Regions from separate parts of the Homo sapiens genome. Here region 2 is linked to region 1. Evidence: read pairs that join two places in POLR2A ChIA-PET (ENCODE). Cell type or tissue: HepG2. All regions are shown on one strand. Links, peaks and the distances in the headings refer to the core of each region. The heading gives the core; the rest is flanking DNA. Region 1 overlaps PUM1 (pumilio RNA binding family member 1). Region 2 has its middle 58 kb from the start of PUM1.

What was found. ChIA-PET counts read pairs that join two places held together with the same protein. Peaks named below come from ENCODE experiments on the same cell type or tissue, not always from the same donor. Only the 100,000 strongest peaks of a DNase experiment are listed, where the experiment ranks them.
Region 2: POLR2A ChIA-PET joins it to region 1 with 5 read pairs; 4 of 35 experiments call an interaction of 5 or more read pairs at or near these places.

Annotation. Positions count from the first base shown.
Region 1 is chr1:31,033,294-31,045,785 of GRCh38, forward strand. The region is part of intron 2 of PUM1 (pumilio RNA binding family member 1); the gene reads right to left. Among named protein-coding and RNA genes, the nearest start is that of PUM1, 26 kb to the right of the region's middle. RefSeq lists an enhancer at 767-1,268. In HepG2, for the core only: no CTCF peak of the experiment used is centred there; a DNase peak (open chromatin) is centred at 6,978.
Region 2 is chr1:31,117,732-31,130,223 of GRCh38, forward strand. No RefSeq gene overlaps it. Among named protein-coding and RNA genes, the nearest start is that of PUM1, 58 kb to the left of the region's middle. RefSeq lists an enhancer at 4,455-4,956. In HepG2, for the core only: no CTCF peak of the experiment used is centred there; no DNase peak of the experiment used is centred there.

The DNA of each region.
Region 1 (12,492 bases), core at 4,058-9,057:
TTCCAGGCTCAAGTGATCCTCCCATCTCAGCCTCCTGAGCAGCTGAGACTATAGGTATGTGCCACCACATCCAGCTAATTTTCTTTTTTTTTTTTTTTTTTTTTTTTTTTGAGACGGAGTCTCGCTCTGTCGCCCAGGCCGGACTGCGGACTGCAGTGGCGCAATCTCGGCTCACTGCAAGCTCTGCTTCCCGGGTTCACGCCATTCTCCTGCCTCAGCCTCCCGAGTATCCAGCTAATTTTCATATTTTTTGAAGAAGACGAGGTTTTACCATGTTGCCCAGGCAGGTCTCGAAGCCCTAAGCCCAAGTGATCCATCCAGCATGGCCTCCTAAAGTGCTGGGCTTACAGGTGTTAGCCACCACGCCCAGCCCATTTTATTTTTTTGAGACAGGGTCTGGCTCTGTTACCTAGGCTGGAATGCAGTGGCGCAATCACAGCTCACTACAGCCTCAAACTCCCACCTCAGCCTCTCGAGTAGCCAGGACTAGAGACACACACCACCACACCCAGCTAATTGTTTTTAATTTTTTTGTAGAGACAAGGTTTCACTATGTCATCTAGGCTGGTTTTGAATTCCTGACCTCAAGCAATCCTCCCGCCTTCTAAAGTGCTGGGATTACAGGTATTAGCCACCGCACCCAGCCATGGAAAATAAATTCAAACAGACTTGGGCACAAAGGAATTCTGAATTGTAAGAAGTTAATGATCCAAATAGAAATTCAATTATTTGAATAATTACAATTTATCCATTTTTCAAGCAGGTATTATTGAACATTGAATCTTAAAAAGCAGAATAAAGCAAACATTATGTTAAACCATGCATTCTGGAATAAAATCACTAAAAACGACACAGGTTTTGCTAGCATTCTGGTTCAGTTCTTGTACTTGCTTTACTGGCATTCTTGTCCTGAACTGCTCAGTGTGTCTTTACAATGAACGTCCCTTTACTGGAGCCGATTTGACTAGTTGTCTGTTGCCTGATTAGAGAAACCAAACTCAGTTACAACAGAGTATCACTGAGTTGGGGAGTTCATTAAATCACACTGAAAATTTCCATATTAAAACAAATGTACAGGCTCACACCTGCAATCACAGAACTTTGGGAGGCTGAGGTGGACAGTTTCACTCGAGGTCAGCAGTTCAAGACCAGCATGGCCAACACGGTGAAATCCCGTCTCTACCAAAAATACAAAAATTACCCAGGTGTGGTGGCTAATTGACGTATAAGCAAAAGGTAGCAGTCAACATAGAGAAAAGAAATGTGCTGAAAGAAGCAGAGACAAGGGACTACAGTGCCCTTTAAAAAAACAGAAAGCCTCCAAGTATTCAGGAAGCCCACATATATATTTCTTGCTCTGAGGTTCAGAGAGTCCTTAGTGTTCTTTCACTAAATCCCCTGAATTTTTGTTAACTAGAGTAGATTTCCATACTTTTAACTGCCTTTGCTAGATTATTTCCTCATAAAGATAGGCTCTTCATCTCCACACCTACTTTTGTTCTCAAGGATTTTTTGCATACAGAAACCTAGATCATGATGGTTCCATTTCACTAAAAGAGATCAGAACAATATAATCAGAATCGTTGATGCCAGGAACCATTATGGAAAGGAAATACCAGTGAGAAAATGGCAGGCAAAGAGGAGAAACTTGAGCAATGAGAAAAGGAAAGAGAATATAAGAATTAATCTAATTTGAATTTAATCAACAAAGGGAAAAAAACCTAGTAAATCTGTTCTACAGCATCTTCTGCACACGATATATCTGTATTAATAACAACTATTACTAAGACTTACTTTGTGTCTGGTCCTGATCCCATAAATACTTTATACACTTTATCATCTCTTTTAATAGTCATAACTACACAGGAGGCTGAGGTAAGTGGGTCCCTTGAGCCTGCGACCAGCCTGGGCAACATGAGAAAAATCCTGTCTCTATTAAAAATATGAAAATCAGCCAGGCATGATGGCACATGCCTGTAATCCCAGCTACTTGGGAGGCTGAGGCACAAGAATCACTTGAGCCCGAGAGGCGGAGGTTGCAGTGAGCCGAGACTGCACCACTGCACTCCAACCTGGGTGACAAAACAAGTCTGTCTCAAAAGAAAAAAAAAAAAGTCATAACTACCCTGAAAACACAGATAATATTATTCCCATTTTGGAAGCAAAGCAAGAAGTTGGTGGGGCGCAGTGGCTCACACCTATAATCCCAGCACTTTCGGAGGCCGAGGCGGGCGGATCACCTGAGGTCAGGAGGTCGAGACCAGCCTGACCAACATGGAGAAACACCGTCTCTACTAAAAATACAAAATTAGCCGGGCATGGTGGCGTGCACCTGTAATCCCAGCTACTCAGGAGGCTGAGGCAGGAGAATTGCTTGAACCTGGGAGGCAGAGGTTGCAGTGAACCGAGATAGCGCCACTGCACTCCTGCCTGGGCAACGAGAGTGAAACTCCATCTCAAATAAAAAAAAAAAGAAAAGAATAGCAAGAAGTTATTACAGCCCTTAAACAAAATATAGATAAATCATTCTTTCCTAATTACTGGAGGAGAAAAAAACCAAAAAACCTCTTTTGGTATAAATGGCTGCAAAACCTATTGCATGATGTTATGAATGAATGTTCATATCATTTATTAACTGTCAATAACAACAACACTAAACACCAGGCACTGGCACTGCGAAACAGACGTTATTCCATTTTATATACGAGGAAACCAAGGTTTACAGAAATTACTTGTCCAAAATCATGTAACTGATAAAGATCCGAAATAGAATTCAAACTCAAGTTTGTTTTTTTTTTTTTAGTCTCACTCTGTTGCCCAGGCTGAAGTGCAGTGGCACTATCTCGGCTCACTGCAACCCCTGCCTCCCGAGTTCAAGCAATTCTCCTACCTCAGCCTCCCGAGTAGCTGGGACTACGAGTGCGTGCCACTGCACCTGGCTAATTTTTTGTATTTTTTAGTAGAGATGGGGTTTCACCATGTTGGCCAGGCTGGTCTTGAACTCCGACCTCATGATCCGCCTGCCTCGGCCTCCCAAAGTGCTGGGATTACAGGTGTGAGCCACCATGCCCGGCCCAAATTCAGCTCTTTATGCCTTTTACCACTTGTTCCTGTTGTCATCAAAGGCAAGAGCAGACCATACAGGGTGGCTCACACCTCTACATGGCCAGTACTTTCGAGGCCAAGGCAGGAGGATCACTTGAGGCGAGGCCAGGAGTTCAAGATCAGCCTGGGCAGCACAGCAGACTCTCATCTCTACAAAAAATATGTTCAGGCAAACATCCTGCTCCCCAGTCAAGGCACTTGGCTAAAAATGGGATTGGACAGCAGGGGAGGCAGGGATTCGGAGTGCTCTGAGGCCTCGAGCTCTCCACTGGGGAGCAGCTTAGTGTTCTGTTTTGAAGAATGCTATGAAGTTCCTGGCTATACATGAGGACACGTTTAGGTCTTTGGAGCCACACTCAGAGTACACGAAGGGTAGGAAAAACCACACGAGGCAAAGAACTTACATCAAGACCAGGCCTAAAATACATTAATGTGGGTGGTTCAGCACAAGGGCAGTTGTCTGATAGCTATAATGAAGAAGAGTATGACTGTCCCATTTCAGATGAAGATAAGAGTAATTGATGAGTCAGATAACCATATGAGAGAAGGTAAAGATACTGCTGATTACCATGGTTGTGGTTTCTTCCCTGAACACTGGCTTCACATAGTTTTTTGTGCTGAGAACAGATACCAACCAGTGTATTGTACACAAGACTTAAACAAGGGGTTAAGGTCAGAAGAAACTAAAAGACAATACTCAGTGTGAGATTTCTCACTCTTTATGAAGCCACAATATCCTACAAGGAAAAACCAGGCATCAACTATTCAGCAATAAACCAGAAGAGCTAGAAAATAATATAGATCAGATCTTGAAATAAATTGAAAAGTGGATCAAAGATCGTAACACTTGGACCATAAGACTAGCCACTTTACAATCACTCCTGTTGATATTTCTCTGCTGACGTGACAGAAACTGTCCAAGTATCGGTGACGCTTCATTAAAATTATTTTCCAAGACTAGCAGGTGGACAGTGAAAAGGTTTATTAAGTCTGGGTATCTACCTCCCCATGAGAAAGTTAAAGATCTAAAACATAATGAATTTAGGCTGGGTACAATGGCTCATGCCTCCCAGCACTTGGGAGGCCAAGGCGGGCGGATCACTTGAGGTCAGGAGTTTGAGACCAGCCTGGCCAACATGGTGAAACCCTGCCTCTACTAAAAATACAAAAAATTAGCTGGGCGTGGTGGCGGGCACCTGTATTCCCAGCTACTCAGCAGGCTGAGGCAGGATAACTGCTTGAACCAAGGAAGCGGCCAAGATTGCACCACTGCACTCCAGCCCGGGCGACAAAGCACGATTCAGTCTCAAAAAAAGAAAGAAGGAATATAAGATTATTCAGGATTTAAAATAAAAATTGGCATCATTTAGGGCCGGGCGTGGTGGCTCACACCTGTAATCCCAGCACTTTGGGAGGCCAAGGTGGGCAGATCACGAGGTCAGGAGATCATCTGGCTAACACAGTCAGGAGGTCAGCAGACCATCCTGGCTAACACGGTGAAACCCCGTCTCTACTAAAAAATACAAAAAAATTAGCCAGGCGTGGTGGCAGGGGCCTGTAGTCCCAGCTACTTGGGAGGCTGAGGCAGGAGAATGGCGTGAACTCAGGAGGCGGAAGTTGCAGTGAGCCGAGATTTCGCCACTGCACTCCAGCCTCGGAAATAGAGTGAGACTCCATCTCAAAAAAAAAAAAAAACCCTGGCATCATTTAATACTTCAACTGCTAAAGAATAAATAAACATGGCCAAATGGGTGGATACCTTTTATTACAGAAGAAAATGCAGATGATCTTTAAAGCTAAAGGTTAAAAAAAAAAAAGAGAGAGAGAAATATGTTCAGAGGAGAACTATCAGCTACCAGGCATGCCTACAGTGTTAGTCTCCATGAACTGAGGGGGTAGAAATTATTTAAACAAGGGGGAAAAACTTTAACCTGCGATTACTTCTCTAGTTGATTTGCTCTCCCTTTGCGATGGACTAGGCATTGCAGAAATGTAGACTACTGTTCAAAGACCATGGTAGACACTACTTTCTACACTCTCCTTAACATCTGAAGTAACACCCGCCAAGTACCAAACCGCACCTTATTAACAGTGCTATGGTGATTTGTCTTATCTCCCTAAAAATAATCCCTTGAGCGTCTAGCACAGTATCAAAAACATGACAGGCATTACATACAAATATTTGTAATGTGAGAAACTGCCCTTAGTCATACAAGTGGTGAAATAGTACTGCTAGAGCTAGGTTCTTTAAGATGATTCTTATCCTTCTTTAAAACACGCATACAAATACACACAACTTTACCTTGCTTTATTTGACTTTTCTGGACATCTGACAATATGTAATATGGGTTTGATTAATATTCATGCCCTTTGATCTGGTAATTCCACTTCTAGGAATTTAACCTAAGCAAATCATGAGAAATATGGGCACAGATTTGTTAACAAACATCTTTAACCTGGTACTGTAATAGGAAAAGATGGAAACAGTCTAAATACAGCAGTAATTATTAAAGCATATACTTAGAGAATTTATATAGCCATTTAAAATGTTTTAAAATTTTATATATATATATATATATATATATATTTTTTTTTTTTTTTTCCTTTTCTCTTTTTGAGACAATGCCTCATTCTGTCACCCAGGCTGGAATGCAGTGGCACAAATACAGCTCACAGCAGTCCCAACCTGCCAGGTTCAAGCAGTCCTCCCACCTCAGCTGCCTGAGTAGCTGGGACTACACGTGTATGTCACCATGCCTGGCTGACTTTTTAATTTTTTTATAGCAATGAGGTCTCCCTGTTACCCACGCTAACAAAAAAAAAATTTTTTTTTTTTTTGAGGCAGAGTCTGGCTCTGTCACCCAGGCTGGAGTGCAGTGGCACGATCTCAGCTCACTGCAAGCTCCCTCTGCCTCCCGGGTTCGTGCCATTCTCCTGCCTCAGCCTCCCGAGTAGCTGGGACTACAGGCGCCTGATACCACACCCGGCTAATTTTTTTGTATTTTTAGTATAGACAGAGTTTCACTGTGTTAGCCAGGATGGTCTCAATCTCCTGACCTTGTGATCCACCCACCTCAGCCTTCCAAAGTGCTGGGATAACAGGCATGAGCCACTGCACCCAGCCTACCCAGGCTAAAACTTTTTAAACACAGAAAAATGTTATGTATGTGTAAGGATTCTATAACGTAGGCTATAGATGGGTGTATATAAAAAGATGTTAGGCTGGACCCAGTGGCTCACGCCTGTAATCCCAACACTTTGGGAGGTTGAGGCAGGCTAATCACCTGAGGTCAGGAGTTCAAGACCAGCCTGGCTGACATGGTAAAACCCCGTCTCTACTAAAAACACAAAAATTAGCCAGGCATGGTGGCGCACTTGTAATCCCAGCTACCTGGGAGGCTGTGGCAGGATAATCGCTTGAACCCAGGAGGCAGAGGCTGCAGTGAGACAGAAAGCTGAGATGCTGCCACTGTGCTCCAGCCTGGGAGACAGAGCAAGACTCTATCTCACAAGAAATTTAAAAAAACTCATGCTGGGCCCAGTGGCTCACACCTGTAATCCCTGGGCGACAAGAGCGAAACTCCATCTCAAAAATAATAATAATAAATATTAAAAACAAAATACATGAACTGTGTCTTATCATTGAGAATTCTAATTCAGCAGGACTGGACTTAAGCCCAAGAATCTCTTTTTTTTAAAAAATAGAGACAAGGGTCTCACTATGCTGCCACAGCTCTTCTAGAACTCCTAGGCTCATGCGATCCTCCCACATTGGCTTCCCAAAGTGCTGGGATCACAGGCATGAGCCACCATGCCCCGCCAAGAATCTCTTTATTGAAACAGCTTCCTAGCACCGGATGTTAAGGGAAAAAGTAAATATTAAACTCCAATACAGGAAGATAAAGCTTCAATGAGATGTGTATGACATACAATAGTGGCATCAAAGGCAGGCACCCAACCTTGGAGAAAAGTGGGAGTAAAGGAGTACATTTATCAGAGATGAAGATACATTAGTTGAAGCTTGAAAGATGAGGAAAAGGCCAGGTAAATGAAGAAGGTAGGGGATTCCAAAGAGAAAACTACATAAATAAAAATAGCACTAGTATGCTGAGAAACTGCACAAACTATAAAAATAGGATGGGTATTCACAAAACTACAAATACTTTAGTATAGCCGAAATGGAGCGCCAGTAAGGACTGGAGAGGCAAGCTGGACCAAAACACAAAAGACAGCTGGGCATGCGAAGGCATATGCCTGTAGTGCCAGCTACACAAGGGGGAAGGGACTGCTTGAGGCCAGGAGTTCAAGTCCAGCCTGGGCAACAAAGTGAACACCCTCATCTCTAAAACTAATAATAAATTTAAAATAAAAATTTATTTTATCTTTAAAAAAAAAATAACATGAAAGGTCTCCTATGCTATGAGGAGGAGCTTAGAAGTTATCCCAAAAGCAACAGGAAAGAAAACGCACACACACACGAGTGCGTGAGCAAAAGGGTGAGAAATAAGCAGATCGTATCTTCAAAAACATCAATTTGGCAGTGGCACAGACAATGGCTACAAAGAAGAAAACGGGAGATGCAGGAAAGCCAGTGAGAAGACTACTGAACATCTCCAGGCAAGAAACATGAGCCTATCAAATAAAGCAACATAGGTATAATCTCGGAACTATTGTCGGCAGAAACAGGAGGCAGAAATCTAGGATAGCTCCTAACATGCCACAAATGGATATATCAACCACAGAAACAGAATACAGTACAGGAATTGAAGGAAATAATTAAATTCAATTTTGAATAGCATCATGCCATTCACTGAGCACTTATGAAAACTAAACTCCTAGGCTTTTTAAATATTTTTTAACAGATATGGGGGTCTTGGTATGTTGCCCCAGCTGTTCTCCAACTCCTAGACTCAAGTGATCCTCCCACCTTGGCCTCCCAAAGTGCTAGGATTACAGGCATGAGCCATCACGGCCAGTCAAAAAGTAAATTTTTTTTTTAAAGAAAAGCTATCCTCTGGGGGGCGGGGGGTGTGGGGAAAGGATATTATACTTTGATATAGCTTGGATGTTTGTCCCCTCCAAATCTCATCTGAAATGTGACTTCTAAGGTTGGAGGTGAACCTAGTGTGTAGTGTCTGGGTCATGGGGGCCCATCCCTCAGGAAGTACTTGATATCCTCCCCATGGTAATGAGTGAGTTCTCACTCTATTAATTCACACAAGAGCTGGCTGTTTAAAAGTGCCTGGAACCTCTTCTCTCTCCAGCTCCCTCTCTTGACCATGTGACACATGTGCTCCCACTGTGCCTTCTGCCATGAGTAAAAGTGTCCTGAGGCCTCACCAGCAGCAGATGCTGTAACTTACTTCCTGTACAGTCTGCAAAACTGAGACAAATAAACCTCTTTTTGTTATAAATTGCCCAGTCTCCTATATTCCTTTATAGCAACACAAAATGGACTAACATACTTTTTTTAAAAAAAAATGAGAAAGATAAAAATGTGCATACAGTACTGAGTGGCTCAAATCATGTAAAAATATTAGAACACTTCCAGGACAAAGCATATGATTACTCGTTATTAATTCTAGATACAGAAAGGAAATAATACTAAAATAAAATCATCTCTAGGCCAGGCCCAGTGGCTCACGCCTGTAATCCCAGGACTTTGGGAGGCCGAGGCAGGTGGATCATCTAAGGTCAGGAGTTCGAGACCAGCCTGGTCAACATGGTTGGAACCCTGTCTCTACTAAAACTATAAAAATTAGCCAAGCATGGTGGTGCATCCCTGTAATCCCAGCTACTCAGGAGGCTGAGGCATGAGAATCGCTTGAATCCAGGAGGCAGAGGTTGCAGTGAGCCGAGATTGCACCACTGCACTCCAACCTGGGCAACAGAGCGAGACTCTGTATCAAAAATAAATAAATAAATAAATAAATAAATAAAATAAAATAAAATAAAATTGCCTCTAGATCTCATTGAATACACCCAACCTATTTCAGCAACCTATATTCAACATATCTACTAACTTTTTTAAAAATTAAAAGAGAGATAACTAATGCAAAGGACAGCACTTCATCAGGGGAAAAAAGCTAAATAATTTCGATTTCCAAGGTCTTTTCTAACATCTAAACTCCACTGGAAATGTGTAAACCATCTGCTTTCACTCAAAATGGCAGACCAAGCTCTTAACAGATGGTATAAGGTTTGTCTTTTTTTCTTTTTTAACTGTTTGAAATTCAGAAAATACAAAATGGACAAGAGCAAAGCATACTACCTGTAATCTCTCCATGCATACAAATATAAACACTTTGCAGTACTTTCTTCCAGTCCTTAATCCATGTACATCACTTTTAAGGGCTACACTGAACTTAAAGACCATTTTCTTAAAAGACAGGGTCTCGCTCTGTTGCCCAGGCTGGAGTGCAGTAGCACGACGTCGGCTCACTGCAGACTCCACCTCCAAGAGTCAAGCCATTACAGGCATGCACCAGATGATTTTTCTTTTTTTTTCTCAGTAGTGACAGGGTTTCTCCATGTTGGCTAGGCTGGTCTCGAATTCCTGACCTCAGGTGATCCACTTGCCTCATGTGCTGGGATTACAGGCATGAGCCACCACGCCTAGCCAGAAACAATTATCTTTATAATTCCCTCCTCTCTTTATGAAACTAAGTTTCTCCAAAGGAACGACATATTAATTTCATTGTTTTGTATTTTACAAGGCTTCTGACCCTTAAAAGTGGTATCTCCCTAATTTGGGACAACTGGGTGGGGGAAGCAATTTGACTCAATAAACTCTAACAAATTAAAGAACATTTCCTTTTTTTTTGAGACAGTTTCACTCTTGTTGCTCAGGTTGGAGTGCAATGGTGCGATCTCAGCTCACCACAACATCCGCCTCCAGGGTTCAAGTGATTCTCCTGCCTCAGCCACCTGAGAACCTGGGATTATAGGCACCCCCCCATCATGTCCGGCTAATTTTTTTTTTTTTGTATTTTTGTATTTTTGTAGAGATGGGGGTTTCACCATGTTGGTCAGGCTGGTCTTGAACTCCTGACCTCAGGTGATCCACCTGCCTCAGCCTCCCAAATTGCTGGGATTACAGAGAACATTTCTTAATAATTAACACCCAATTTGGTGATTTTAAATACATATAATAACCAAGACTAGGTTAATGAACTGTCCCCTTGTTAAAATTCTTAGGGAACTTGCTTTAATAAAGAAAAATTGTCACCAGCAGATCAATCAACTGCATATTCATTGCATCTAAAGAGTTTACGGAGCTCACTGAAAACACCTGTTCTCTACAGTTTAAGCACTCCTCTTCCCGGGTTTGTAAACAAGTTTATTTACAGTGTTAGCCTCCAAATACTTCCTTCAGAGAGAAAAGAAAGTAGTCATTAGCCCCAGTAAAATGTGTGGCTTGGAAAAATTCCAAATCCATAGTGTAAGTTGTAGATAAACTAATCCTCCCATCCCCCATTTCTAATGAGCACCTGCCCCTAGTGAAGAAATTTGTTATTTTTGTACCTATACATTACAAATTTATATACTCTCAAACCTGAGAAATGAAAGCATGTCTACAGAAAAAAACTTGAACACAAATGTTCATAGCAGCATTATCCATAATAGCCAAAAAAGAAGAAAAAAAGGCCCATCAACTGATAAATGGATAAATTAAATGTGGCAGATCTATACAATGAAATATTATACAAAAATAAAAAGAAGGCCGGGCGCAGTGGCTCACACCTGTAATCCCAGCACTTTGGGAGGCCGAGGCAGGTGGATCACGAGGTCAGGAGATCGAGACCATCCTGGCTAACACTGTGAAACCCCGTCTCAACTAAAAATACAAAAAATTAGCCAGGCGAGGTGGCGGGCGCCTGTAGTCCCAGCTACTCGGGAGGCTGAGGCAAGAGAATGGCGGGAACCCCAGGGGGCGGAGCCTGCAGTGAGCTGAGATCGTGCCACTGCACTCCAGCCTGGGCGACAGCGAGACTCCATCTAAAAAATAAAAAATAAAAATAAATGATGTACTGATAAATGCTACATACAACATAGATGAACCCTTAAAACATTATGCTAAGTAAAAGAAGGCAGTCACAAAACATGCTTCACTTATGTCCAGAATAGGCAAATAAAGAGACAGAAGTGGACTGGTGGTTGCCTAAGACTGGGGAGTGACGGCTGCTGGGTAAAGGATTTTTGGGGTAATGCAAATATTCTAAAATTAATGATTATGATATATGCACAACAATGAATACACTAAAAACTAAAAACTACTGAACTATATATTTTTTTTAAGATGGAGTCTTGCTCTTGTCCCCCAGGCTGGAGTGCAATTGCATGATGTCGGCTCACTGCAAGCTCCGCCTCAGGCTCCAGCCCAGCTAATTTTTATTGTTTTGTTTTGTTTTTTGTTGTTGTTGTTGTTTGAGACAGAGTATAGCTGTGTCACCCAGGCTGGAGTGCAATGGCACGATCTCGGCTTACTGCAACCTCCGCCTCCCGGATTCAAACAACTCTCTTGCCTCAGCCTCCTGAGTACCTGGGATTAAAGGCATGCGCCACCACGCCCAGCTAGTTTTTGTATTTTTAGTAGAGATGTGGTTTCATATGTTGGTCTCGATCTCCTGACCTCGTGATCCACCCGCCTCGGCCTCCCAAAGTGCTGGGATTACAGGAGTGACCCACCGTGCCCAGCTGGAATTATACACTTTAAATGGATAAACTACAAATCTGTAAAGCTGCTTTTTTTTTTTTTGAGACGAAGTCATCACCTAGGCTGGAGTGCAGTGGTGCGATCTCAGTTCACTGTAACCTCCGCCCCGACAGGGTTCAGGCGATTCTCCTGCCTCGGCCTCTTGAGTAGCTGTGATTACAAGCGCCCACCCCCACACCCGGCTAATTTTTTTCTGTATTTTCAGTAGAGACAGGGTTTCACCATGTTGGCCAGGCAGGTCGCGAACTCCTGGCCTCAGACGATCCACCCACCTCAGCCTCCCAAAGTGCTGGGAATTACAGGCTTGAGCCACTGCACTGGCCAAAGCTGCTATTTTAAAAAATCTTTAACAGGCCAGGCATGATGGCTCACACCTGTAATACCAGCACTTTGGGAGGTCAAGGCAGGAGGACTGCTGGAGGCCAGAAGTTCAAGACAAGCCTGGGCAACATGAGACCCCATCTGTACAAGATGATAATATTAATTAATGAATAAAAATGAATTTAAAAATATTTAGGGCCCCCAATTTCCAAAAACCTAGAACAGTTTTCCTGATGAGACTCATAAAAATATTAAGAAAGGTACTTGGACCATAAAAGAGCACTTACTAATGGCAACAGACAAATCCACATCTACTAAATCTAGTAAAACCATTAATAAGCTATCAACAA
Region 2 (12,492 bases), core at 5,098-10,097, 85 kb after region 1:
ATATATATTTATATATAATATATATAAATATGTATGTATGTATGTAGGTGAGCAAAAGTGAAAATAGTTAAGAGCCAAATTAAATAATCCAGGAGAGAGATGAGGTGGCTTGCACTAGGGTGGTGACTGTGGAGGTATAAGACATATTATAGATGCATACATATATTATACATATATACATAAACATACATCTATTGTATTTATATATTATATACATGTATTTTATATTATATATAACATGTATAACATACATTATATATGTATATACATATATAATGTATATTTTTATATGTATATACATATATAATGTATATTTTTATATGTATATAAAATATATGTATGCTTATGTATGTATATGTATGCATGTATATGTATGTTATAAAAAATGTATGTGTGCATAATATGTAAGTATAATACATAATATATATGTGTAATATGTATGTATCTATCTATACACACACACACACACACACACACACACACACACACACATACATGTATATCTGGTACCTCCACAGTCAACACCCTAGGGCAAGCCGCCCTCATCTCTCTCCCAATTATTTAATTTGGCTCTTAACCATTTTCACCATTGCCCACCTATAGTCTATTCTCCACTCAGCAGCCACAGTGACCTTCGAAAACTGTCCCTTCTGTGCTTAACCCCTAATCCACAAAGCACATCATCACATACTCACCTCCAGCCCTTCACTTCTGCCAAGAATATTCTTCCAGTGATTCACATGATTCAAATCACTGCTCAAATGTCACCTGATCAGAGCAAATGTATCTAAGATTGTCTTTCTGATCACTTCCTACCCCTAAGCCTGCTTTACTATCTTTTATGGCAGTTATCATCCCTTGATATATTTTATATTTATTTATTCATGATGATCTCTCCCCATGTATATTTATAACCTGAATGTGTCTAAGATATACATTGTCAAGGGAAAATAACAGGCTACATACAGCACATCTTCAGTAAGTCCTCTTCTACATCCATATTTGTATATAACTGAAAGGCAGCCTGAATGGATATGGGCAAGGAGTTCATGGTGGTATATGTGCTTGTGAATTTGGAGTGGTCATCTCTCATAATGCCTGCTTTGCCCGCCTTAATTTTGTTTACCTATATTTTCTATTTTTTTTCAAATTAATTTCGAATCTGAAAGGAAAGATAAGGGATAAATACATTCAGAAGGAGGGATAAGATCTACTAGGAATACCAGAGAGAATAGAAAGAGAAAAGGCATTGTAGGGCTTCACAGATAGTCGAACCACACAGACCTTCAAAGGGAAGGGGTTAGCATCTCCAGCTGATTATTCCTAGAATGCAAATTTTGGGTGGGTTCAGTGGCTCATGCCTGTAATCCCAGCACTTTGGGAGACTGAGGCGGACAGATTGCTTAAATCCAGTAGTTTAAGGCCAGCTTGGGCTGGGCAAGGTGGCTCACACCTGTAATCCGAGCACTTTGGGAGGCCAGGGCGGGCAGATCACCTGAGTTCAGGAGTTCCAGACCAGACTGGCCAACACGGCGAAACCCCTGTCTCTACTAAAAATACAAAAATTAACCGGGCATGGTGGCGGGCACCTGTAATCCCAGCTAATCGGGAGGCCGAGGCAGTAGAATCACTTGAACCCGGGAGGCGGAGGTTGCAGTGAGCCTAGATTGCACCACTGCACTCCAGCCTGGGCGATAGACAGAGCGAGACTCCATCTCAAAAAAAAAAAAAAAAAAAAAAAAGACCAGCTTAGCCAGCATGGTGAGATCCTGTCTCTACAAAAAATATAAAAATTAGCCAGAGGGCCAGGCGCAGTGCCTCACACCTGTAATCCCAGCATTTTGGGAGACTGAGTTGGGCAGATCACCTGAAGTCAAGAGTTCGAGACCAGCCTGGCCAACATGGTGAAACCCCATCTCTACTAAAAATACAAAAACATTTAGCTGGGTGTGGTGGTGCATGCAAATAGTCTCCACTACTTGGGAGACTGAGGCAGGAGAATTACTTGAACCTGGGAAGCGGAGGTTGAAGTGAGCCAAGATCACGCCACTGCACTCTAGCTTGGGTGACAGAGCATGACTCAGTCTCAAAAAAAAAAAAAATTAGCTGGGTATGGTGGCACATGCCTGTAGTTTCAGCTACTGGGGAGGCTGACATGGGAGGATCACTTGAGCCCCGGAAGTGGAGTTTGCAGTGATCAGAGATCACACCACTGTACTCCAGCCTGGGCAACAGAGTGAGATCCTGTCTGATAAAAAAAAAAGAAGGCAAATTTTTTTCCTTGCTCCTGTCTTCATAGACACCAGTTTAGAGAGGCAGCTTCTGTCAGTGTGCAAAGGATACTTTCACACACACACACACACACACACACACACACACACACACACACACACAGAGAGAGAGAGAGAGATTGGGAGCAAAGCAGCCCTGGACAGCTCAGCCTCCAAGTGACTTTCCGTGTCCTTCCAGGCTGAAAAACAACCAGTAACTTTTAAATAGCAGCTTCTCTTGCCAAACCAAAATTAAGATCTGTCTCTCCAGGCAGCTTTCTTCATTATTAATGGCTAAGAGACTATTAAAACCTGCCTGGTCCTGCCCTTCTCTAACTCCACCCTATAGCCTGGGAGAAGCAGAAAGCTGGGGCCAGACACGCTATTAGGACCCTCACTCCATGTGCCTTGGCTGTTCTTCTTTTCATTGCAGAAAACCAACCTGAAACTCCAGAGTAGGAGCACCATGCTCACAGTTGCATGCCCGGTGGGCTCCCAAACTCAGATCAGACCCTAGGCTCCTGTGCCATTTCACTCAACCATGTAGGAAGGCTTATCAGATTGTGGATGATTCCACTCAGAAAACCATAGTCAGCATGGTGCGTATCCCCAGTGGCGTGCTGGTACGTGTTTAACAACCAGCTCTCTGGGGTACAAAGGCAGCCCTGGTTTGTAGCATGTGTCAATTTCCTTGGTGTGAAGTCTTTCACTGTGGCCGATTTCAAGCTACCAACTTGACATCAACCTGAAAATTAAGCAGTCAGCGCTCAGGAGCTGAGGTGCGCAGACTCCAGCACATTACGGTCAACTCAAGGCCCTTCCCAAGGACGTACAGACCCAGGGTTCTGACACCTTCTAGATCAAGTCTTGCCTGTGTCCCACCTGCACAGGACCCTGGTATTTCAAAGACTGTCACTCATAAGGGTTTTTATTGAGGCAGTGTGGACAGGGTGGGGGCAGGAACTGGGGAATTGCACAGGCTTGGTTCCTAATAATAGCCCCACCATATAAGGCCCATGCTGCCTAGCTAAGCAGCTCCACCTTTCTGGGTCTCAGCTGCCTCATCTGTAAAACTGGGATAATGATACCTGAGAAAGTTGTTGTGAGAAATAAATGAGATAATATTCACAAAGTACTTGACAGTCAGTCAATATGGCTTCCTTCTGTGTATTACCATGAACAATTGCTTACAATATAAAACAAAGATTAAAAATCATAATGCGGGCTGGGCACAGTGGCTCATGCCTGTAATCCCAGCAATTTGGGAGGCCGAGGCGGGCAGATCACTTGAGGTCAGGAGTTTGACACTAGCCTGGCCAAGGTGGTGAAACCCTGTCACTACTAAAAATACAAAAAAAAAAAAAATTAGCTAGGCATGGGGGCAGGCACCTGTAATCCCAGATACTCGGGGAGGCTGAGACAGGAGAATTGCTTGAACCTGGGAGGCGGAGGTTGCAGTGAGCTGAGATCATGCCACTGCACTCCAGCCTGGGCAACTGAGCAGAACTCTGTCTCAAAAAAAAAAAAAAAAATCATAATGTGGCCAGGTACAATAGCTCATGCCTGTAATCTCAGCACTTTGGGAGGCTAAGGTGGCTGGATTGTTGGAGGTCAGGAGTTCGAGACCAGCCTGGGCAACAAGGTGAAAGCTTGTCTCTACTAAAATACAAAAACTGGCCAGGCGTGATGGTGCATGCCTGTACTCCCAGCTACTCGGGAGGCTGAGGCACAAGAATTAATTGCTTGAACCTGGGAGATGGAGGTTCCAGTGAACTGAGATCATGCCAGTGCACTCCAGCCTGCTGGACAGAGTGAGACTCCGTCTCAAAAGAAATAAAAATAAAAATAAACTAACCAAAAAAAAACAGAAAAAATTCAGGACACCAAACTCTTCCTGTGGCTTATTGTACTGGGATGGGGGTGTGGGAGATGAACAGAGAAGGGCAGGGAGTGACTTCCCAGGGCAGTGGAGGTGTTTTTATCTTGAGAACGGTGTGGGTTACAGAAGTGTATGCTTCTGTCAAGACTCAACCAACTCCACTTAAAATCTAAGGATTTCATTCTAAGAAAATTATACCCCTGTTAAAAGATGTTAAAAAGTGGAGGAGCATGATTATAGATGACAAGTAAGTGTGCAAGTGAGTTAAAAGACTTACCAACTCTGCCCATCCCCCCTCCAAAAAAGGCATGCAAATTAGCAAGTGAAGATGAGAAAGAGCTGGGTGAGCAGGCCAGGCAGGCCAAAACTCTCCTCCCGGTCTGCCTGGAGGCAGCCTGATTTTCTCTCCAGCACAGATGTCTCTAAGCAGCTGCTGATCACAGTGAGCCTGGGGGCCCTAGGCTCTGGCAAGTACACTCTGTTGTCCAGCATCATCGCACTCCAGCTAAAATGTGTCTCCAGCAGGCAACTGCTCCAAGACCACGTGCTGAAGGAACTAGACGTCGGTGTTCAGTGGAGATGTTCATTGTTGGGTGGGTATGGTGGCTCATGCCTGTAATCCCAGCAACTTTGGGAGGCTGAGGTGGGAGGACCTCTTGAGCCCAGGAATTGGAGGCCAACTTGGGCAACATAGCGAGACCCCATCTCTATGAAAAATTTAAAATTAGCCAGGCATGGTGTTGTGTGCTTGTAGTCCCAGGAGGAAACAGGAGGATCACTTGAGCCCAGGAGGTCAAGGCTGCAGTGAGCTGTGATTGCACCACTGCACTCCAGCCTGGTTAACAGAGACCCTGTCTCAAAACAAAAGAGCAAAAAAACAAAAAAAAAGCCTTCCATTGTCCATGGGATGCTCCACAATGTGATGCAGCTGAAAAGCCGCACCTACTAGAGCGGCTAATGGATGAGGTTTATCTGACAGGCACAATATTCAACCCCAGCCTGCCTTCGAAGACTGCTAAGCACAGCATTCCCACTCCCTGGATCCCTGGAGCCAGTGCTGTGTGTGTCGTGCTGAATTCGACCCTCCACAGCCTATTGGTAACTGTGCTCTGACCGAAGTCTGTTGCCAAGAGACCAAAGCTTGGGAAGCCCCGAGGAACGCTGTTTTGCAATATTAATAGGAAAAAAAAGGTCAGAAACATTCTCCTGAACATAAACCAAGAAGATCTACCCCCATTTACACCATTTCCTACAAAGAAAAAGAAAGTGGCACAAATAAACCAGCCAGAAAGCAGCAGTTACTTCCAGATAAAAAAGGGATAATTAGTAAGATGAGCAGAACCTCCTTTCCCTGCCATTCAGATTCTGGGCCTAAGAATCTAGCAGACAGAAATACTTTTAGATTATATTTCCATTTCACTTCCACTAATTTTGATCTGGATACCAAAAGATGTGCAAAATAGCCCAATAGTAAGATTTAGTTTTTAGGCTGGGCACAGTGGCTCACGCCTGTAATTCCAACACTTTGGGAGGCCAAGGCAGGCAGATAGCATGAGGTCAGGAGTTCGAGACCAGCCGGGACAACATGGTGAAACCCTGTCTCTACTAAAAATACAAAAAAAAAGAAAGAAGAAAAAAGTTAGCCCGGTGTGGTGGTGCACACTTGTAATCCCAGCTACTCCGGAGGCTGAGGCAGGAGAATTACTTGAACCGGGAGGCAGAGGTTGCAGTGAGCCGAGATCGCACCACTGCGCTTTAGCCTGGGTGACAGAGCGAAACTCTGTCTCAAAAAACAAAAACAAAAACAAAAAACCATCAAGTGACATTTAGAAAAAAAAATTTTTTTTTGGTTTTTATGTTTTATTTCATTTTTTGAGACAGGGTCTTGTGCTATCATCCAGGCTGAAGTGCAGTGGTGCGATCATAGCTCACTGCAGCCTCTTAACTCTTGGGCTCAAGGGATCCTCTCACCTCAGCCTCCCAAGTAGCTGGAATTATAGGTGTGTGCCATCAAGCCTGATTAATTTTTTAAATTTTTTTGTAGAGATGGAATCTCCCTGTGTTGCCCAGGTTGGTCTCGAACTCCTGACTCAAGCAATCCGTTCACCTTGGCCTCCGAAAGTGCCGGGATTACAGGGACAAGCCACCATGCCTGACCAAAAATATTATTTTTAAATGGCTTGCTTTTATTTTTCTTTTAAAAGTACGTATGTTTTGAGTGTTATAATTTATGCTAGAATTTGACACCATGATAAGAGTGCTTGAACAAGCACCAAATTTGCTTTTTTTTTTTTTTTTTTTTTTCAGACAGTCTGGCTCTTTCGCCCAGGTGGAACTGCAGTGGCGCTATCTCGGCTCACTGCAAGCTCCGCCTCCCGGGTTCACACCATTCTCCTGCCTTAGCCTCCCGAGTAGCTGGGATTACAGGCGCCCGCTACCGCGCCCGGCTAATTTTTTGTATTTTTAGTAGAGACGGGGTTTCACCGTGTTAGCCAAGATGGTCTCGATCTCCTGACCTTGTGATCCACCCGCCTCGGCCTCCTAAAGTGCTGGGATTACAGGCGTGAGCCACAGCGCCCGGCCCTAATTTTTTTTTTCTTTTTTATTTTTGAGAAAAGATTTCACTGTCACCCAGGCTGGAGACAGTGGCACGATTTCAGCTTACTGCAACCACGACCTTCTGGGCTCAGGTGATCCTCTCACCTCAGCCTCCTGAGTAGCTGGGACTACAGGTGTGTGCCACCACGCCTGGCTAATGTTTGTATTTTTTTAAGAAATGGGGTTTTGCCACATTGCCCAGGCTGGTCTTGAACTCCTGGGCTCAAGTGATCTGCCTGCCTCAGCCTCCCAAAGTGCTAGGATTACAGGTATGAGCCACCACACCCAGCCTCTTTAATTTTTTTCTAGGGAAAAGCTGAATTAGATCACATGTTTTCAGAGGTTTCTCAGTTTAAGGAATTTGTGTGTTGGCCAGGCGCGGTGGCTCACACCTGTAATCCCAGTGCTTTGGGAGGCAGAGGCAGGCGGATTACCTGAGATCAGGAGTTCGAGACCAACCTGGACAGCATGATGAAACACCATCTCTACTAAAAATACAAAAATTAGCTGGGTGTGGTGGCACACATCTGTAATCCCAGCTTTCGGGAGGCTGAGGCAGGAGAATCGCTTGAACTGGGAGGCAGAGGTTGCGGTGAGCTGAGATTGTGCCACTACTGCACTCCAGCCTGGGCGACAGAGCGAGACTCCATCTCAAAAAAAAAAAAAAGAAAAGAAAAGAAAAGAAAAGAAAAAAGAAATGTGTGTGTTGGCAGGGTGCGGTGGCTCGCTCACTCCAGCACTTCGGGAGGCCGAGGTGGGCGGATCACCTGAGGTCAGGGGTTTAAGACCAGCCTGGCCAACATGGCAAAACCCCGTCTCTACTAAAAATACAAAAATTAGCCGGCCGAGGTGGCGGGCACCTGTAATCCCAGCTATTCAGGAGGCTGAGGCAGGACAATCACTTGAACCTGTGAGGCGGAGGTTGCAGTGAGCTGAGATCATGCCGCTGCACTCCAGCCTGTGTGATAGAGCGAGACTCCGTCTCAAAAAAAAAAAAAAAAAGAAAGAAATGTGTGTGTTGCAATCCACTTCCCAGTTTTTCTTTTTTCTGCCCAAATATGCCTTAATGGGTAACAAATCAGAGCACAGTAAAAGGAACAAAAGATAACCCATCGCACTGTGCACATCAAGCCTTCTTTGTCATTAGGAAATAGAAATACATTGAGCATATCTGGATTAAAATATCTCTTGCACTCATAATTAGTAAACAAGAATAGCAACAAAGAGACCACACGTAGTTAGGTCCCAGGTTAAGGAGGTATTGGAAAATAAGTTAGTTTGCTGGAGAATGATCATTAAGTTCTTTGTTCCTGGTGAAAGTCGTTGAAACTGGCTAGCTTTCAGGCTCTCCCATCTCAGGGCTATTGAGTATAATCTGAGCAGCCATTCTGTAATCATTATGGGACTTGGATTCCTGAGTGAGGTAAAGAGGATGTGCATTTATGATGGTCAGACTTGGGGCGGGATAGGTTAGGGAGCTGTGAGCTGTGTAGCAGAGATGGAGGGGCCACTCAGTTATGTGCAAAATTACACATTTCACGCTGAGATTATTGTGCTAAATCAAATGACTGTTCATATGGCGAATGTTATTAACTGCCTTTGAAAGTGTGTTCCACCTCCTAATACTTTAAACATTTTAATACACTGTCAGTCTTTCATCACGGACAAGACTCTCTGCTTGTTCTTGGCAGACGAAAAAAGAAAATGGACAAGGCCTTTAATAGGATTACAACTACATTTTACTCTCCACATTTCCTTCTTTATTAAACTTTCTATATGCCACAATTTTAACATTGATATCAGCCGGGTGCAGTGGCTCACGCCTGTAATCCTAGCACTTTGGGAGGCTGAGGCAGGTGGATTACCTGAGGTCAGGAGTTCGAGACCAGCCTGGCCAACATGGTGAAATCTCATCTCTACAGAAAATACAAAATTAGCCAGGCATGGTGGCGCATGCCTGTAATCCCAGCTACTTGGGGGGCTGAGGCAGGAGAATCACTTGAACCGAGGAGGCGGAGGTTGCAGTGAGCCAAGATCGTGCCACTGCACTCCAGCCTAGACAACAAGAGTGAAACTTTGTCTCAAAAACAAAACAAAACAAAACAAAAAAATTTGATATCTTGTGCTTTTCAAAGTTGTTATGAGATGTTAGACTAAATGATCCATCACTAGGCTCTGAAACATTCTTTATTGCTTTATTATAATATAATTAAATTGTGGCCAGGCACGGTGGCTCACACCTGTAATCCCAGCACTTTGGGAGGCCAAGGCGGGCAGATCATGTGAGGTCAGGAGTTTGAGACTAGCCTGGCCAATATGGTGAAACCCCATCTCCACTAAAAATATAAAAATTAGCCAGCATGGTGGCAGGTGCCTGTAATCCCAGCTACTCAGGGGGCTGAGGCAGGAGAATCGCTTGAACCTGGGAGACAGAGGTTGCAGTAAGCCGAGATCGTGCCATTGCACTCCAGCCTGGATGACAAGAGTGGAACTCCATCTCAAAATAATAATAATAATGATAATAGTAAAATTGCAGGAAAAAATGTAGTACTAAGAAATTGACCCAGAAGGAAAAGGGAAGGAAAAGGAAAAGAGGGAGAAAATAAGAAATAGGGAGGCCATTCTGAGAGCATCTAACATACAGTCCAGGAGTTGAGAATGGGGTGGATGGCAAATACTTTAAGAAATAAGATCTGAGGATTTTTCCAGAATAGAAGAAAGACATGAGCCTTCAGATTAAAAGTACCTAAATACTGAGTAGCTTCAATAAAAATAAGTCATCAAACACATCAAACTGATAGCTGTGGTAGCCTCTAAAAGGGTTGGGATTGGTTTGATGCTCATAGGAGATCTTTGCCTTAGCTGTAATGCATACATTTTTTATAAGGAGACTGGATCGGTGCGTCTCACATGCAGTCAGGAACTATTTTTAAAATAACCTAACCAGACTCAAATGTTGAATTCCTAACTGGAAAGCTAATCACTTGGAAGCCAGGGGGAGACGTCTTAAGCGAGCAGCCACTTGAATCATCACATAGGGTATCTGCCCTCAAAGAGCCAGAGCCTAGGGGAGGAGACAAAGCCCCAGAAAAATATACTGGGAAAACTCCCAATATAGACGGAGATATCAATTGCTGGCACCACCAGCCCGTGTTGATGATACGCTATGTGCCTAACAAACAGTAGCTGATCTAAACTTCATGGCAATCCTACAAGGCTGGGCTATCATTATTTCCACATTATAAAGAATCTGAGGCTGGGCGCACTTTGGGAGGCCAAGGCAGGCAGATCACTTGAGGTCAGGAGTTTGAGACCGGCCTGGCCAACATGGTGAAAACCCGTCTCTTTTAAAAATACAAAAATTAGCCAGGCATGGTGGCACATGCCTGTAGTCCCAGCTACTTGGGAGGCTGAGACAGGAGAATTGCTTGAACCTGGGAGGCAGAGGTTGCAGTGAGCCAAGATTGTACCATTGCACTCCAGCCTGGGTGACAAGAGTGAAACTCCATCCCCTGTGCCAAAAAAAAAAAGAGAATCTGAGGCTTAGAAAAAGTAAGGTGGCCAGGTGTGATGGCTCATGCCTATAATCCCAGCTCTTTGGGAGGCCAAAGTAGGTGGATGATATACCCCAGAAGTTGGAAACCAGCCTGGGCAACATGGTGAAACCCAGTTTATACCAAAAATACAAAAATCAGCCTGGCATGGTGGTACATGCTTGTGGTCCCAGCTTCTCAGAAGGCTGAGGTGAGAGGATCTCTTGAGTCCGGGAAATCGAGGCTGCAGTGAGCTGTGATCACACCACTGCACTCCAGCCTGGGTGACAGAGTGAGACCCTGTTTCAAATAAATAAATAAATAAATAAATAAATAAATAAATAAATAAATCAGAGCTGTGCTCTTAATTAATTAATTAATTTTTGAGAGGGAGTCTTGCTCTGTCTCCCAGGCTGGAGTACAGTGGCGTGATCTCAGCTCACTGAAACCTGTCTCCTGAGTACAAGCGATTCTCCTGCCTCAGCCTCCCAAGTAGCTGGGATTAGCACACCTGGCTAATTTTTGTATTTATGGTAGAGATGGGGTTTTGCCATGTTGGCCAGGCTGGTCTCAAACTCCTGACCTCAGGTGATTTGCCTGCCTCAGCCTCCCAAAATTCTGGGATTACAGGCGTGAACCACCGCACCCAGCCCGCTCTCAATTTCATATTTTGCAAATGCAGTGAGGACACAGAGGAGACGAGGTTTTAACTTGCATTTGTGGATGAGGGGCCTAGAGAGGAGCAGGGCAGGAGACATTTGAGTGGGCCTTGAAGGGCAAATAGGATTTTGCCGGAGCTGGAAGAAAGGACCGTCTCACAGAAGATAACTCATGAGCAAAGTGGCAGGGCTGGATGTGGCCTGGGGGGAGTAGGTGAAGTAGATGTGAGCAGGAGGCGAGTGTCCCAGTGAGGGGAGGTCTCTGATGGTCTTTTATGTACTTGAGCTTAAACCCCAGACTATGAATGAGTGACCCACCTGCTCTGTCCTGTTTCTTTTCTTTTTTTTTTTTTTTTGAGATGGAGTCTCGCTCTGTTGCCCCGGCTGGAGTGCAGTGGCACAATCTCGGCTCACCACAACCTCCGCCTCCCAGGTTCAAGCTATTCTCCTACCTCAGCCTCCCCAGTAGCTGGGACTACAAGCATGTGCCACCATGCCCGGCTAATTTTTGTAATTTTAGTAGACACGGGATTTCACTATGTTGGCCAGGCTGGTCGAGAACTCCTGACCTCGTGATCCACCCGCCTCGGCCTCCCAAACTGCTGGGATTACAGGCGTGAGCCACCGCGCCCAGCCTCCTCAGTTTCTTTTCAGTTCAGAGTACATGAGACAAAAGTGCTCAGACAGCGCCTGGTGCATCCTAATTCTCAGTATGTTCGTTATAATTAGTTTTGATACAAGCAAGAGTAGTTGCCTTCTCACATTTCTGTATCAGCCATGACTTGTTTCAAGTGACAGAAACCCAGATCAGACAAATGGTTTTTATTTTGTTTTCTTTTGGAAGACTGGCATCACCATGGAAAGTGCAAGGGTCCAGGTTGCAAGGGTTCAGGGATGGCTAGATCCAGGGTCTCAGACGCTGCCCAGTCTCTCATCTCTGCTTCTTTCCACCTGAACTCTATTGTTCCAAACCTACGCTGGAGTCATGGTGGCCAGTGGCCATAGAGTCTCCCATCTTCACCACTGAACTGGAAGTCAGAGTCATTCTCTCTAGCTCCAGGTTTAAGCAATCTTGGGGTTAAATACACTTTGACGTAACATGGCCAGGGAGGTGGGGCCTGTAAGACTTGGGGGCACCCATTTGGAACACATGGTGTATGTCGGGGAAAGGAGGATAGGAACATTCCCCAGAAGAGTGAGGTGTAGTTTCTGGGCAGATAAAACAATAGAATTCACTGTAACTTCACTTACATCCAAAAAAAAAAAAAAAAAAAAAAAAAAAATTCTTGCCCATACTGTTTTTTGTCTAGTAACAGAATGGGTGTCTTTTGTTTACAAAGATTTAACATCAATGGCCAGATTCTGTGTGTGCATGCTTGTGCAGTTTACATCAGCATATTTTCTTCTGTACACAGGATTGGAAAACTTGTTTTTCTCTCTGTAATCTTGTAACATCTTCTTTTTGTCTCTTTGTTCTGAAATTTTTGCCAGGTTACCTTGGCATGAACCGATTTTCATCCAATTTTCTAGGAACTTAGTAGATCCTATGGAAA